3 separate regions of the Homo sapiens genome follow, and all the other regions are linked to region 1. The links are chromatin contacts, found by Hi-C in ENCODE. All regions are on one chromosome and are shown on one strand. The core of a region is the stretch at or near the end of the contact, and the rest is flanking DNA. Distances in the headings are between cores, read along the strand shown. Region 1 overlaps ABLIM1 (actin binding LIM protein 1). Region 2 holds the start of ADD3-AS1 (ADD3 antisense RNA 1). Region 3 holds the start of PDCD4 (programmed cell death 4).

The links. A loop is a pair of places that touch in the nucleus more often than their neighbours do. Pooled maps may share reads with other maps.
Region 2: a loop to region 1 is called in a map of OCI-LY7, with 12 times the contacts of the local background. The contact joins the promoter of ADD3-AS1 here to the enhancer-like site in region 1. A Hi-C loop is called at or near these places in 2 of 168 maps with a recorded cell type or tissue (OCI-LY7 and naive thymus-derived CD4-positive, alpha-beta T cell) and 5 of 50 pooled maps.
Region 3: a pooled map shows a loop between it and region 1 (2.1-fold over the local background). The contact joins the promoter of PDCD4 here to the enhancer-like site in region 1. A Hi-C loop is called at or near these places in 5 of 50 pooled maps.

What each region holds. Positions count from the first base shown.
Region 1 is chr10:114,538,054-114,543,156 of GRCh38, forward strand. All of the region lies in intron 6 of ABLIM1 (actin binding LIM protein 1), which reads right to left. Among named protein-coding and RNA genes, the nearest start is that of ABLIM1, 120 kb to the right of the region's middle. RefSeq lists enhancers at 3,100-3,149, 3,500-3,679. Within about 2 kb of position 3,123, at least 18 of the 41 ENCODE cell types and tissues checked have a DNase peak (open chromatin) inside an H3K27ac peak, as active enhancers do; they include OCI-LY7, where a contact is called at or near this core.
Region 2 is chr10:110,006,105-110,011,207 of GRCh38, forward strand. ADD3-AS1 (ADD3 antisense RNA 1) reads right to left here and starts at 2,277. Exons shown (of 5, transcript NR_038943.1): 1 at 2,077-2,277. It overlaps ADD3 (adducin 3), which reads left to right and starts at 1,880. Exons shown (of 15, transcript NM_016824.5): 1 at 1,880-2,195. RefSeq lists enhancers at 525-1,080, 1,081-1,634 and silencers at 1,463-1,892, 2,203-2,612.
Region 3 is chr10:110,869,658-110,874,760 of GRCh38, forward strand. It overlaps PDCD4 (programmed cell death 4), which reads left to right and starts at 2,271. Exons shown (of 12, transcript NM_014456.5): 1 at 2,271-2,361. PDCD4-AS1 (PDCD4 antisense RNA 1) reads right to left here and starts at 1,247. Exons shown (of 1, transcript NR_026932.1): 1 at 1-1,247. RefSeq lists an enhancer at 769-1,379 and silencers at 2,384-2,433, 2,464-2,613, 2,824-3,023.

The sequences.
Region 1 (5,103 bases), core at 1,873-4,372:
TACTCACTGCTTATGATTACTGCCACATAACATACTTAAAATACCTATGCCAAAAAGAAGGAAGGGGACAAAGGCCTCCAATTTATAATGTGAATTCACCTCAGAAACATCATAAACATTTGCCCCTCAGCTTTGTGAAAAAGCAGTTTTTTAATCAGTCCAAAAGCAAAACAAAACAGAGCCACCAGTTTTTAATTCCTCTGAGAGCCAAGGAAAAGGATTTGGCTGAATCCCATTGTGATTCCATTTCCTTCACCCCAGGAGTTCAGCAGGAGGGGTCTAAAAGCGAGTCTAAATCCTGTCCTGCTGTCCACCCTTTCCAAGTTAACAGATAAAGACAGGGGAGGGTGGCCTCGTAGGGCAGAATGGACAGGCATTCCAGGGTCTAGAGGACTTCCCTCGGCTCCATCTGAGGCTCTTTCTTATGTGGTGGGTGTACAGGCTGTCACAGACATCACTGCACGTTCCCAGAGAGCACAGGTAGCACAGTAAATACCACGAGACACAAGGACAGGTGCCACCAGCCCGCCCAGAAAGACTAGATGAACCCAGGCCAACTGATTTCTGGGTGCGGTGATGTGAGGAAAGGGAAATCGTGGGACTCAGAGCCCCGCCCTCTCCCTCTGTGGTCAGAATGCACATAAGACAACTTTCCTTTCAGGGAGGAGAACAAAAGAATGCTCCCGTGCAGCCTGGCAGGTGCCTGCTCAGGGAAGTACCACTCTGCAGTGTGGGACGAGGGCCGAGCGCCTTTGTCCTGAGTGAACCAGTGCAGTGCTCCATGCACACAGGTAGCCCCTGGGGGCATAGGAATTGCATAAGACAGCTTGAGAGGCCAAGAGAAAGTCAAGCCCACCCTTCCTTAGTCTGTTGGTAAAACAGCCCAAGACTAGGGGAAGAACACATGGGACAAAACCTTTTCCTTTACCCTCCAGGCTTCTGTTTTCAGTTTGACTTTTGCTTTTTTTTCCAAACACTTGTCAAGAATAGATTCAACCTCTATCTAATCCAAAGAGGTATGGGGCTGGGCGCAGTGGCTCACGCCTATAATCCCAGCACTTTGGGAGGCCAAGGCGGGCAGATCACCTGAGGTCAGGAGTTCAGGACCAGCCTGGCCAACGTGGTGAAACCCCATCTCTACTAAAAATACAAAAATTAACTGGGCATGGTGGCGTGCACCTGTAATACCAGCTACTTAGGAGGGTGAGACAGGCGAATCACTTGAACCCAGGAGGTGGGGGGTGCAGTGAGCTGAGATCATACCACTGCACTCCAGCCTGGGCAACAAAGCAAGACTCTGTCTCAAACAACAACAACAACAAAAAAGAGGTATAGGAAGTATTACATTAAGAGTGTGGTGTTCCAGAGAAGATTCCATATCTTAAGAAAGCACCATCAAAAACAATCTACTTTTAGCTATGTGCCTAGAGATGGTTATACCTTTGTAAACAGAGACCAAGAAACTCAGTTGCTGTCTTACTTAAATTTAGGGTTGGAGATATGAGACTAACCCCCTTATAAATTTGGGAGTCCTTACTTGATTACACCCACCATGAGCTGCCTTCATTTTGAAACTAGCTGTTGCTGTTGATAATAACAACCATTTTGTTGCTGTTTCTTTTCTTTATGAGGCTAGCAGGTAACCACCTGTACCCTGGAAAGGATGTCTGCTGGAGTGAGAGCTGTCCTAGGGCTATCTACCAAAGATGGGAAGAAATGCATTCCAAAGAGATGCCCCACTCCCCCATGACATTAGTGACCTAGGTCTGAAGTCTCTTCCAGCTTCCTGTTACCATTAGGCTGTTAGGCAGAAAGAAGGTGGGGGCAGGGGAAGGGGGAGGAGGAGGGGAGAAGGAAGCGGGAGAAGTTTGGAGAAAAGACGGAGAGAGCAAACTGGAGTATCTCACACTAATTTGCCCCTGCACTTCTTAATTAGGAGGCAGGTTGTAAATATCTTCAGAACTCTCCTAAATTTATAAGTTAATCAGCAGAAGCATTTGAAGATGTACCATTTATAGCAAGATCCCCCTAAAAAGAGAATCTTGCTGTCGAAAACAAAACTGAAAACAAGTGATGAGAAATCAAGCTACAATTTGAGTGTATGCTCTATGCTGAGTGTTACGTGCTGGTTTCCAGAAAAAAAGAACCATTGGTTCTGTCTGATCCCTTACAGCCAAGACATGAGAATTCTAGAACTCAGATCCTTAGAGCCGAAGGGACTCCGGGAGGTCTAGCAGCCCAAGTCTTGGAATTACACGTATATTTTCAATTCTTGCACTTAAAGAAAAGAAAACTGAGGCTCAAAGAAGTGGCAAGCCTTGCCCAAGGGGCCCCAGCTGGTGAGTACAGATTCAGATTGGCTGCCACCCAGAGCCTTTTCAACTGAGCCGCTGGTGCTCGGGCCCGTCTCCCCACCCGTTCAAGCTGATGTGATTTTCAGGGCTTACAAGGATTAAGGAATGACAGAGACAGAGAGAACTCGAGGGCTGCTGGAGGTTACATGCTAGTCCCTTTACCTGGGAAATGAAGACAGCCCCAAGAGGCTGAACAACCTGCCCCAAGTCACTCAGGAATGAGTGACACAGCCAGACCTGGAGCGTCTCTTCTCTATCATTGTCCAGTGACCTTTCTCTTTCTCAAAGGTCCCTCAGGTGTCTGGTGGCATCTCTGGTGACACCACACCTAGAGAGGCCTTAGGGTCCTCTTAGGGCTCAGTGAGTGTTAAATTAAAACCACACAGGGTCTGCAGGCCTCGCTGGGATGATACGTGCATGATTTCCCAGGCTTACTCAAGCAGCTTGAATGGTGACCCGATCATCACCAAAAGAGACTCCCTATCAATTCCCTGGAACCTGTGAATGCTAGCTTATTTGGGAGAAGAGTCTTTGCAGATGTAATTAAGCAAAGGATCTTGAGATGGTGAGGTCATCTTGGATTATCTGGGTGGGCCCTGAATCCAATGACAAGTGGCTTTACAGGAAAGAGGCAGAGGGAACTGTAACAGAGAAAAGGAGACAACACGCAAAAGGCGATGTGAAGACAAAGCCAGAGATTGGGAGGCTGCCACAAGTCAAGCAACACACAGAGCCATCGGAAACTGGGAGAGGCGAGGAAAGGCCCTTCACTAGAGCCTTCAGAGACAGCATTGCCTTGCCTGCACCTTGCTTTCAGACGTCTAACCTCAAGAACTGACAGAACTCAGTTTAAGAACTAACCTCAAGAACCTCAAGAACTGTTTAAGCTTGTTGCTTTAAGCCACCACTGCTACAGCTGACACAGAAAACTAATACATTTGTAAAGGGATAAAATAAATTCATCTGTGGATAAAATAAATATAAAAAACCCACAAAACCCCAAGGTTCACAGTATTTACAACAAATCCACCATCACAATATTTCACCACCACCAAGACCCAAGCATGAGAGGCCGAGGGAGGAGTGTGTGGAGACCGTCCTGCTTTGTGTTGGTAACCAAGCCAAACCGACTCACAAGCTGTCACACGTCAGTGTGATAACCCTGCAGGACGTTTTTCTAGCTCACACGCCCATCTAAGGACTACGTCTGCTGGGTGGAGGCTGAACATGGTGCAAACTACTCCCAGACGCCTCAACTCTGAAAGCCCCGCATGGAAAGTCTCCAAGTCTTAGGCCTCACAAAACGGCCTTCACAGAAACCTGAAGCCAATTTGAGAAGAGGTCTCTGCAGCCACAGTGAATGCCAAATGACTCAGGTCTTGAAGCAGAAAACAGAGTAAGCACATGTTTCTTCCAAATGGCATGTTCTTGGATCTAGCTTTATTTTAGATTTTCTTCCCCACAGCTGTTGAGCTAAATCTGAAGGGAATCAACACACACACACACACACACACACTCACACACTCAGACACACACACACACAGAGCCCTTTTCCCTCCCCAGCATGTTTTGGGGGAACACAGCTCCACATGTGGACTAAGAAGACTGCAAACACGGCTGTCACAAATGTGGGGACCACGTTCAGTATTTTCTCGTCTCTCTTTGTACAGCTGGACATCTGGGAAATCATTCTGATGTTCTATTGTTTCTTTTTATGAGGGCCAGGCTTGGTTGCTCATGCCTGTAATCTCAGCACTTTGGGAGGCTGAGGCAGGAGGATTGCCTGAGGCCAGGAGTTAGAGACCAGCCTGGACAATAGAGTGAGACTCCCGTTCTTTACAAAAAATAACAAAATCAGTTGGGTGTGATGGCATGCACCTGTAGTCCCAGCTACTCAGGGGGCTGTGCAGAAAGATAGCTTGAGCCCAGGAGTTCAAAGTTGCAGTGAGGTATGATTGTACCACTGCACTCCAGCCTGGGCAACAGAGCAAAACCTTGTCTCTAAAAAAAAAAAAGAAAGAAAGAAAAAAGAAAAAAAAAAAAGAAAAGAAGAAGATGATGATGAAGAAGGAAGAAAGATGAAAGAAGAAGGAAGAAAGAAGAAATTAGAAGGAAGAAAGGAAGAAGGAGGAGGGAGAAGGGAGGAGGAGGGAAGAGAAGGGAGGAGGACGAGGAGGAGGAGGAAGGAGGAAGAAGAAGAAAAAAGAAAGAGAAAGAAGAAGGAGGAGGAGAAGGAAATTTCCAAGTTGCCCCAACTCAACAGGTTTATTTCAGTCCTCCACAAGAGATCAAACTCAGGAATCCCAAGGGAAATGGCGTCAGGCCCCAATCAGGGCACTTCTGAGAAGAGCTCTCTGGGGAGGGATGAGGGATGGACTCAGGGCCAGGAGGGGAGGCACCAACCTCCTGTGCATCACACTCTGAGCGCTGTGATGGGACCGCTCGGACTCCAAGCTCCCCATCAGGTGGGTCCCATCCACCTTCTCCAACAGCCTTCCTGGGGATATGCTTCTTTCTCCCTGGTCAAGACACTAGTTTTGAAGTGTCCTTGGGTCAATAATTAAAGCTTTATTGGAAAGGCTATGAGAGAACTCTTTCCACCCTTCCTGTGTGTGCGGAGGGTGGGGGCCCATTTCTCAGGCTCCACTCCAGCTAGCACCACCATCATTTTGTGCCCAAAGTTCTGTAGTAGCCTCCTAGCTGGCCTGTCTCCACCCCAACTCCCTTCCCAGCCATTTAAAAAACATCT
Region 2 (5,103 bases), core at 1,027-3,526, 4.5 Mb before region 1:
CGTACGTCTACTACCCTTGTTAGAAGGAAGCTTTGGATCTTCGGTGGGTAAGGAGATCTATCTAGCTATTTTGTCCAGAAACTGTGAGAAAAGGAATGATCATGGAAAAGACTGTTCATCAGACATGCTTAAAATGGATTATGTTAATTTGTCTTCCTTTGGTGGTGGTGGGGGTGTCCAGATTTGCGACTAGCAAAATATAGTGAGGACTATATTCTGATAGGTGCCCTTAGGATACTTTTTTTGCTATTCATAAAAAGGCTAACCTTGATGCATGCAAAGCTTTTCATTTTTTTGCTTTTTAAATGCAAGAAAATATCCAGCCACTCCCAATATCTCTCTCAAATACTGCAGATATTTTTAAATACCAAATAAAATGTCAGGCTGAGCATTTTCTAAACAATTTTCTTCCTCAAACTAGGCAGCCTTCCCCACGATTCGTTAAGAGTATTTAAAAATAATAAGGCATGGTTGGATTTTTTGAGCAAATGGGAGATGGTGGTAGACTAAAATTTCTACAGCCTTAGTCCAGTGGAGAGAGAAAACGATAAATGCATCACAGTTTGTGTCAAGACAAGATTCATTTTCCACACTTCATATGTGGGAAGAGGAAACTACATTTTAATTAGCACATTTTTAGGGAGGAGGGGGGGGATGAAGATGAGGCGGATGGCGTGAGGTATTTGAGGGGGACGAGTCTGCAGATGAGGAAAGGAAATGAAGTGGATTGTCGCCAGTGCCTTGGAAACGAAGGGGGATAAGGGTGGGGAACGAAGTTTGTTGTGTGTGTTAGGGTGGGGTTGGCCCAAGGGACCATGAATCATTAGAATGGCGCTCGGAGGGGTGTGCTTGCAAGTGTACTGGTGCAGGAGGGACGTGGAAGTCGTGGGTGGCAGAGAAAAGTGTGCACCGCTGGGAGGTCTATTTCAAGAATAGGTTGGGATGAGAAACATGTCTGGGCGAGGGGGGTGGGAGGCCCGGTGTCACCTGTGGATGGATCCACAGCCCTGCAATTGCGTGTTGCAAAGTTTGCCCGGCCCCGCATTCATTTTGAAGGTTCTTGGCGATGCCTCGACTTTTCGCCTCAAAGAAGTGAGCTCTCATAAGGTTCAGAGGCCGGGAGCCAAAGCGGGAGTGAAGACTCTCGAGGGGTCCAAATGAAGCAGAAGCGAGAGCCCCTGTCCTCCCCCTATGTGGAGGTGAAGCAGGGGTTGTGGGGACTAGGCGCCCGCGAAGGCAGCTGTGCTGAGAGCAAAGTCCAGGCCCCACGGGGGGCGTGCGGAGGTTGAACCTTTGCAGTGGCCTCCTACAGCCCCAGCAGCCAGCGTGGGCGGCCGAGGCTGACTCAAAGCGGCGGCTCAGCCTCGGGAGTAGGAGTAGGGGGCTCGCTCATTTAGGGCGGGAGACATTTCCGAGGCGCCCCTCCTCCCCTTCGCGGTCGGGTTTCTATCGGGGTCGTTTCCCCCTCTGGCCCTCCGGGGACGCCGCGGATTCGAGCTGCACAGTCAGAAGAGGACGTTGAAAAGGCGCCAGGCAGCCGCCCCGAACCAGGCCCTCCCGGCTGCCGGGCCTGCAGGCCCCCACCGCTGCGGCTTCACGGACTTAGAGCTTGAGGGCGCGGAGGGGGCTGCGGGGGCGGGACCAGGACTCCCGAGGGGCGCTCGGGGCGGGGCCAGAGAGAGCTCGGGGCTGCCAGAGGCGAGGTCTTGAGGAGGCGGGGCCGGGAGGCTTCGGAGCCCAAGAGGCGGGGCCAGAGGCGTAGGGGGCTGCGAGGGGCGGACCTTGGGGGCGTGACCGGGGGGGGCGCTTGGGGACCTAGGGGCGGGGCGTTAGGGGGCGGGACCAAGGGACGCTCGAGGGGCGCTCGGCTAGTCCCGCCAGAGCGCGAGCCGCCAGCCCGTAACGGTCGCCAGTGTGAGGGGCGGGAGGGAAAGAAGAGGGGTTTAAATTAGATTTTTTAAAACACAGAGCAAGCGCCAGAGGCGTCGGCATCCCAGGTGTCGCCGCTTCCTGCTGCACAGGGCTCGGCGTACAGGTCCCTCCCTCCTCAAGCCCCCTCCCCTTCTCCCGCCCTACCCTCTGGGGCTCTGCGGCGCTTAAGAGGCGGCCGCAGCGGCGGATCCGGCGGCTGCTGCAGCCCGGGCGGCTGCCGAGAAGGAGGGAGGGGAAACACAAAGCCGGCTACGCGCTGCGAGGTAATCTTGCGGGGAGAGGACGCGCCGTCGTCCCGCCTCTCTTCCGGGCCGGGACGCGGGCACCCGCGCGGGGGCTAGCACTGGGGACGCTACTGGGGGTCGCGCGGGGGTAGGGAGCGGCGGCTGGCGGGGCCAAGGGGACTTCTCATTGGCTGTCCCTGCGGCCTCAGGTGAACCCTTTTCCGGGGCGGGAGTGGGGACCACGGCCAGGCCAGAGGGGAGCGTACCTGCGGGGGAGGGTCCGGGGGTGGCGGTGCACGGCCTGCGGCGCCGCCGGGTGGGCCCGACGCTTCGCGCGTCTGCTGGTTTTCCCTAGGAAGGCGGGGAGTACCAAAATCAGTTACTGGCTGAAGCTTAGGTGACCCCGGGGACCTTAAGCCCTGAAGGTGCGCTCCAGGGGAGTGAGAGGTTCCTGCGCTTAGAAAAGGTGGAGGAAAGGGAGCGAATGTTGGTTTTAGTTGTTTTTCTCCTCATTTAAAAAAAATTTTTTTTGTTACAAGTTGAAAGTGTTCAGTCACCTTTCTCCTATAATCCGCTTCCCCACCCCCCAACACAGACACACACAAACACACCGCCCCTACAAACGTATACATGTTAGGTTGAGCTTCCTGCTAGGGGTGACAAGCGAAGTTGGCAGCAGGTCTGGTGTGCTGGTGTTTGGGGCACGTCCAGCCTCTTTGGAGGTAGGCTATTATAGCTTAGGCAAGACCACAGACAGGTAGCATAATCTGGGCCTCTTTTAAAATGGCAAGAACGGCTTCAGGTGAACTTTTTTGTTGCAGAGATTTAATTGCAAGTAGGTGCCGGTTGAAAATGGGAGCGCAAGGAAAACCACTAATTTCCTTGGCACATGTGCTGTTGCAATTAACCTGGTAGAGTGTTAAGGAATTTAACTTAGCCAAGAGGCTTTGAGGGAGGATTATATGCAAGTTTGGGGAAGGAATTGATAAGATTCTGGGGTATGGGACTAGCTACATACACGTGCGTGCAAGTTTACGTTAAATTATGTAGCATTTTAGATTTAGCAGTATTAAATGGTTGCTTTTCTTGGAATGGCTTCTGACTACATAGTGCAGGGTACGTTCCTAATTTTGGCTTTAGAAGACTCCTAGTGAGAGTGTTTTTAAAGATTGAAAAAATAAGAGTACAGTGCAATTTGTCGTTTTCAAGTTAAATACTTGACTGTTAAAAATATTTGTGTAATTAAGTTATGGGACCAACCCATTTATAGGGTTAAGTTACTTAACCCTATAAATAACTGGAACATTATAAATGGAGCATTTGTAGAAAGTTTTTATATCGAAGTCTCCATTATATTGTACTTGCATTATAACTTATTTTCCTTTGCTTAAATGGAGCAGATTAACTTTATGGAAGGAGGACCAGGATAAAATAAAGGCAGCTACATTTAACTCTTCATCTTTCTGAAGAGTTCAGTCTGTGATAACACTTAAGGTGCCCAGAAGTGCTGGCATGTTGGTAATAGTTTTTAAAGAAGAAACGGGTGTATCTATTTTGAATGTTAAACATAATTTGAAGGAGTTCTTGAGATAGTTGGTTATGAGACATTCAATGTATTGCTACATTTTACATATATGATATCAGGAAATGTTTGGTGAACATTTGACATAGTTGATCATATGACACTTGGGAAATATTTTGCATGATAGAAGGATAGTATTTTCGTAATGTAAGTTTCAAGCATTGACTGAAAGGGAGAAAATTACACACTTTGCTGTCTCACCCCTTTCTTCAATATTATGCTGGCATGAATGTGAATTCTGCCTAATTATGTTTAAAGTGTAGATCTGGCCTTTGTAAAACCAGAATGTCTTTTGAGACCAAGAGAACATAACATCAGCAACAGCCCAACTCCTACACACAATCCTAAAACCTAGATACAGGGTGGTGCCCAACTTCTGAGGTTTTGAGGCTTCCTGAAGTAGGCCTATCATGTCTGAGTGCTTTTGTCACATGTAAGCCTACAGGTGGTTAGCTGGTTAATCTCTCCCATTTCAAAGCAGTTGGTTAGCAGTACTGGGTGGCATGTATGCATGTCATCAGAGTATAAGAAGTGTTTGAGGGAAGAAATCACATAAAAGCATAGAAACCTGGCTCTGAACAAACTGTGTAGCGTGTTGGGGAACAGTCACATCAGAACTTTAGCTTAACCGAGTTGTTATATGTAAAGTGCTTAGAATGGGGTTTGTATTCAGTGCTTTTTGTGTTTATCATTATCAGTATGTAAAGTGACATATCTTTTTGAAGGCTGTTAGGTCATGCTACCCAGCATGTGAAGACTCAGCAAATATTTGTAATAGCCAATATTTATTTGCCTAACCTCTGTGCCAGGCACTAAGAGTTTTATATGATTTAATTTACTTAGTCCTTCCAACAACCCAGTGGCTAAACAGAGGCATGGAGAGGTTAAGTATCTTCCCAAGGTGACACAGGTTGGTTCTGAAGCCAGAGTCTGGCCCAAGAGTGAGCCCATGTAACCACTGCCCCTTGTTGCTATTGAGCTCATGGTAATTACTGCAAACCAGTGAGAGGTCTTCATAGTATTCCCACGACTATCAGGTGCACATGTCTTGTTTAACCACATCCTCTGGTATTAATACCACCAAGTTATGCTTAAATCTAAGGAGTGGTGGTTAATCCGCATTAAATACAGTCACCTTTTGACATTGAAAGGGTATTCTCTTTTGATACACAACATATGTTTAGGGTGCTAGAGTTTGTGCTAGAGTGTGCTATCTTTCTAATTACTAAAGATACTAAAGTCTTTTTTTTTTTTTTTGAAGCTTACCAGATATGTAGGGCCCCAGGTGGCCCAGAGGGCACTAATTCCCATTGGAGATTCCAGTTCTGCAGTAAATCAGTAAACCTTATCACCTTTCTGATTACC
Region 3 (5,103 bases), core at 1,021-3,520, 3.7 Mb before region 1:
ATGAGTTATGAGACTAATTCAGATACTGGCCACACCAGGAGGCCCCCGCCCAGGAGATGAGGATGACCACCAACTGCTGAGAATCTTTGTAAACTCAAATCAAGGTGTATTTATTGCACAGGCACAATAAATGAACAAGGCATCTTAAGTACTACAATGACAGGTGAGTGGGTCAGGCACAGTGGCTCACGCCTGTAATCCCAGCACTTTGGGAGGCCGAGGCAGGCAGATCCCTTGAGCTCAGGAGTTCAAGAGAAGCCTGGGCAACATGGCAAAACCCCATCTCTACTAAAAATACAAAAAACTAGCTGGGTGTGGTGGCACAGGCCTGTAGTCTCAGCTACTTGGAAAGCTGAGGTGGGAGGATGGCTTGACCCCAACAGGTTGAGGCTGCAGTGAGCCAAGATTGCACCACTGCTCTCCAGCCTGGGCAACAGGGCAAGACCCTGTCTCAAAACAACAACAACAACAAAATCACAGATGAGTAAGACACAGGTCTTTCCCTAAACAAGGTTACAGTCTAATGGGCAGAAGGGCTAGGACAGGGACTCAGATGAAATAATGCCAGGTAGAATGTGATCAGTGCCCCTGGAGGTGTGGCAAGCCAACACTGTGAGGAATCAGCGGCAGGAAGATCATATCAAATCACGAGGCTCCAGAAAAACTACGAGGGTCCAGGAATGGTGGCTCACGCTTGTAATCTCAACGCTTTGGGAGGCAGAGGTGGGCTGATTGCTTGAGCCCAGGAGTTCAAGACCAGCCTGGACAACATGATGAAACCCTGTGTGTACAGAAAATACAAAAATTAGCTGGGCATAGTGAGCTGTGCCTGTAGTCCCAGTTACTCAGGAGGCTGAGGTGAGAGGATCGTTGAGCTAGGGAGGCTGACGGAGGTCGAGGCAGCAGTGAGCTGTGATCATGCCACTGCATTCTCCTGGGCTAAAGGGCAAGCCCCTGCCTCAATTAAATAAAACAACAACAACAACAAAATAAAAAACTACCAGGAAGGGCCATGAGGCACAGAAGGATTGCATCAGGCGGAGATAGGAGATGAGAAGAGAGACATTTCAAGGTGATATATAAAGAACTACCAGGGGGTGAGGAAGCATATGGGGAGATGTGTGGAGACACAGCCTGAAAGTCTTGAAGTCACATCACGGAGCCTTGAATGACCGACCGAGGCGCTGACACTCAAGAGAGGCAATGGGAAGCCAGTGAAGGTTTGTGTGTGTGTGTGTGCGTGTGTGTGCAGAGAAATAGTAGCATTAGAGATGATTCCCAGGCAGGGTGACTGGGCAGCCAAGGGAAAGCGCTGGCCTGTGCGGGATGAGGCAGTTGGGTTCTGGAGAGCACAAGCAATCATTCGGTGCTGCCCATCAGACAACTGAAAAATCTGATCAGAGGCAGTGGCTAAGTCCCCGCCTGGGAACACAAAGGAAGCCTAAGGTTCTGGTTATCACCCTCAGGGGACCGTGACCTTGAAAGAGTAAGGATAGTACCAGCCAAAACCAATGCAGCCAAGAGGAAAAGTCACAGAGAACAGCGAGGGGAGGTGGAAGTTTCAATACAGAAATTGTAGCCATGGCTGAGAACCCCAGCACTGGAGGCCGGAATTTGTGCGTTTGAACGCCAGAGGCTTGGCTAGTCATGATTAGCAAAGGAACTTCAAAGAGTTTTGGAGCCTGCTTTATATCTGTGAAATGGGAATTATTTCCATCTCAAAGGTTTGAGGGGATTCGCTGAGAGAAACTTCTTAGCATGGGATCTCCAGAAACTGGAAGCCACAGAGAAAGCAGCGGCCAGAGGGAGGAGGAATCGGACAGGCTGATCACTTGGAGTGTTCGCCTAAGCAGTTTCTAGAAATGGAGGCAGGGACCATCAGGAAGCTCAAAACCTTTGCTTCAGCCGAGTTTGCAGAACGCCCTGTGAGGAGAATGGGTGAGCTGGGTCGAGGAAGCTTCATCCTCGTCCCCATCCCCCAGCACTGCCCTTTTCCCAACGCTCCCATCCCGCCACGCCTCCCAACATACCCCCACCCCGACTTCCCGCTCAACTCCCGCTCCAGCCAGTCCCAGGAGCCACATGCGCATGCGCCCTCCCGCGCCCCTCCCCAACTTTCCACGTTTCACTCCTCTCCCTTTTCCTCCTCAGCTCCGGCTCCGCCGCCACGATTGGCCAGCCGACCACCCGGCCTCGGCCAATAAGCGCCGCCCTCTCGCCCCCGTGTTACTGGGTAGAAGAAAACAAAAACAAACAGAGCGAGAAGGGCCAGAGACTCTCCGAGGCGGCGGCAGAGACAGAAGAGCGGGGTCGGGGCCGGCTGACCAGGAACCTGGGCGAGCAGCGGCGGGGGCCCGAGGGGTCAGTACCAGTAGGCGCGGCTCACACGCTCGGGAAGACTGCGCCCTCTCCCCCATCCCTCCTCGGAGGCAGCCGCAAGATGGGAGGGGGCGGGGGCGGAGGCGTGGGGGTCGCGGTCCTGTCAGGTCCGGGCCTGCGGTGCGGGGGTCCGGCTGCCTTCTTGTAGCCCCGCAGGTCCAGCCGCGCCCTCCCCAACGCCCCGGACTGCGGGCATCCGGCCTGGTTCCCTCTTTCTGAGCCCAGCCTGGAGCGTGTCGGCGCGGGCCCGCCCCCTCCCGGAGCCATCTCCCCACTGAGAGGGGCGCGCGAGGCGCTCGCCCTTGAAGGTCCCCCTCAGCCCTCCTCCCCCTCTGGCGGAGGTTGAATTCGGGGGCCGGGATTGGAAGGCGTGTTTCCGGCTGGACTGAAATCCTGTGAGGAAGATTCGCGCCCTCCCCGCCCCCTGCCCTCCCTGGGAATCCTCTGAAGATGCGGCCCCCTGTCCTTCGTGAACCCGGAGCCCCGGCCTCGGCCCCGGCCCAGCCCCTTCCGGGGGCCGACCCGGGCTGGGACTTCGGGGGTCCTAGCCTGAGCCCGCTGCGGGAGAACAGGCCCGGCCGCTGTGGGGAGGGGCCGCGCGCTATCCTCGCCGGGGGCGCTGGGAGGCGAACACGTGCCCGCCGCCCCATCCCTGCGCGAACTTCGTCGCGCCCGTCTTCCGGCAAAGGGTCTCTTTTTTTTAGTTTAGGTAAAATAAAATCTCCCAGAGAAAACAAAGCCGGGAAGGGAGCCCCCTTTCTGTGAAACGCATGCCATCTTCTCCATTTGTCAGTTTGATGCTGTAACGTACATGGGGTTTTGCAAGAGCTTCAAAACTGTCTGCAGACGTCAATTTCGCCCCCCTCCCCCTTGTGAGAACTCGCTACGTAGCCAGCAACTGTGTAGTGTCTACAAATGATGAAAACGATCAGAAATGCGATTAGGTGTCGGGGAAAAAAGGGTTTCCCCTGTTTTTAACTTGTATTTTTACTTTAATTGTTACAATCTTGATATTCTTAACGTGACTTTTTTGGGAAACCACCAAGTGCTTTTTAAGCAAGGAGTTACTGGTATTTATGCCCTTAATATTCCTTCATTATAGGCTTATTGAATACGTTAATATCTCAGTAAGTGTATTTGAATTATAATTGACTGGCTTTTTCTGTGGTACTAATGTGAAAGGAAAAAATATTAGGACTGCAAAAATAAATGCCGCTTGAATATTATCTGTAGTGCTTGCTTTTGCATTACTGTAGTAGAATGCTTTTAGCTGGTTTTAAGCTGCTAATTAGCCGTTCGTAGCCGAAGAATGAATACAAGTAATCCTAGTTAATAAATGGCCAAAGCTTGACTCCCCAAAATGCCAGAGCAATTTATGAGGTATATTTCAGGAAATACATATGTATATATTTCGTGGGGGAGTGGAGGGTCTGTCTCTTAGGGAATGTCTTGGCAGTTGAATACTTCTGATTGTATATTTCGTGTAACACACTGGAGAAAAGAACAGTGTTTAATGTCAGCCTTCATTTTCTTCTAACTTGTATGTATAGTTTTCTCATCGAAAATTCATTTTTGTAGGTTAGTATGAAGGAAATAGCGTTTGGATTTTTTGCTTTATATTTTCTTGTTTGGGCCAATTAAGGGTTGTTAAATAAATTGGAAAAAATCCTACTACTTTAAAGAGCGTAAAAACGTGGAACATGTCTTATCTAAACTCTTAAAACGTGTTTGTTGCTGTCAAATATGACTTGAGTTCCTGATCGGGTTATCATTGCCTAAAGACACAGGACTATTTTTTTTATTAAGATAACTTTGTTTTTATCTTAATAAAAGAGATGATAGTCATTTCCTGACAGTTTTGTCTGACGGAATGCCTTCTGTATAATAGTTTAAAATAATTATTTTTAGTGTTTGGAAAACAGCATTTAAAAGTTTGAACAGCAGAAGTCTGTTTTAAGAAGCTTCTGTTAACCCTTGAAAAGAATCTTCCTGTGGGATATTAAAATTTTGGATTGAACTTGTGCAAACAGTACTGGATTTGGAAGGTCTGGATTCTCATCCTGGCTGTTCCACTAAGCAGCTGTCTGTCCTTGGACATATCACCTACCCTCTCTGAATCTGTTTAGTTGTGTGTAAGGTGGAATACCTACCCGAAGGTTTTTCTGTAAGGTACATTAAATAATACATGTACAATTCTTTTTGAATTGTAAAGGGCTTTATGAACATCAATTATAATCATTTCGCTTATTAGGTTCTGCAGAAAGTATTCTCTCAAAAGTTATACTTTCATCAAGAATGAAAAAGACTTTGTAATGGAACTCTAAAAAACTGAAACACGTATCATATGACATTATTCCTTTCCTATATGTATTTCATGCATGGAATTAAAACAGAATGTAGCCTTTTCAGCCATGAAGGATGCTGAGTGTTTAGATTTGCAAACCATTTTTGTTCATATATTTATATGAATCTCTACATATTTTTAAGATTTTTTTTTCATATCTAAAGTTGGCGGGAGTTATAGTGAAAAGTGATTATAAAGATTCACATATATTAATTTATTCTTAACAGAATTAGAGAATGATCTCACCATTTTCTTAAGTTCCCAAGCAATATGATAGCATATTAGTCTGAGGATTATACCATAGTAAGAAGCCTATAATTTTAACATAAGGTCCATTTGTTTTTGTTTCACAAAATAATACCGTTTTCTGAAGAAAAGGG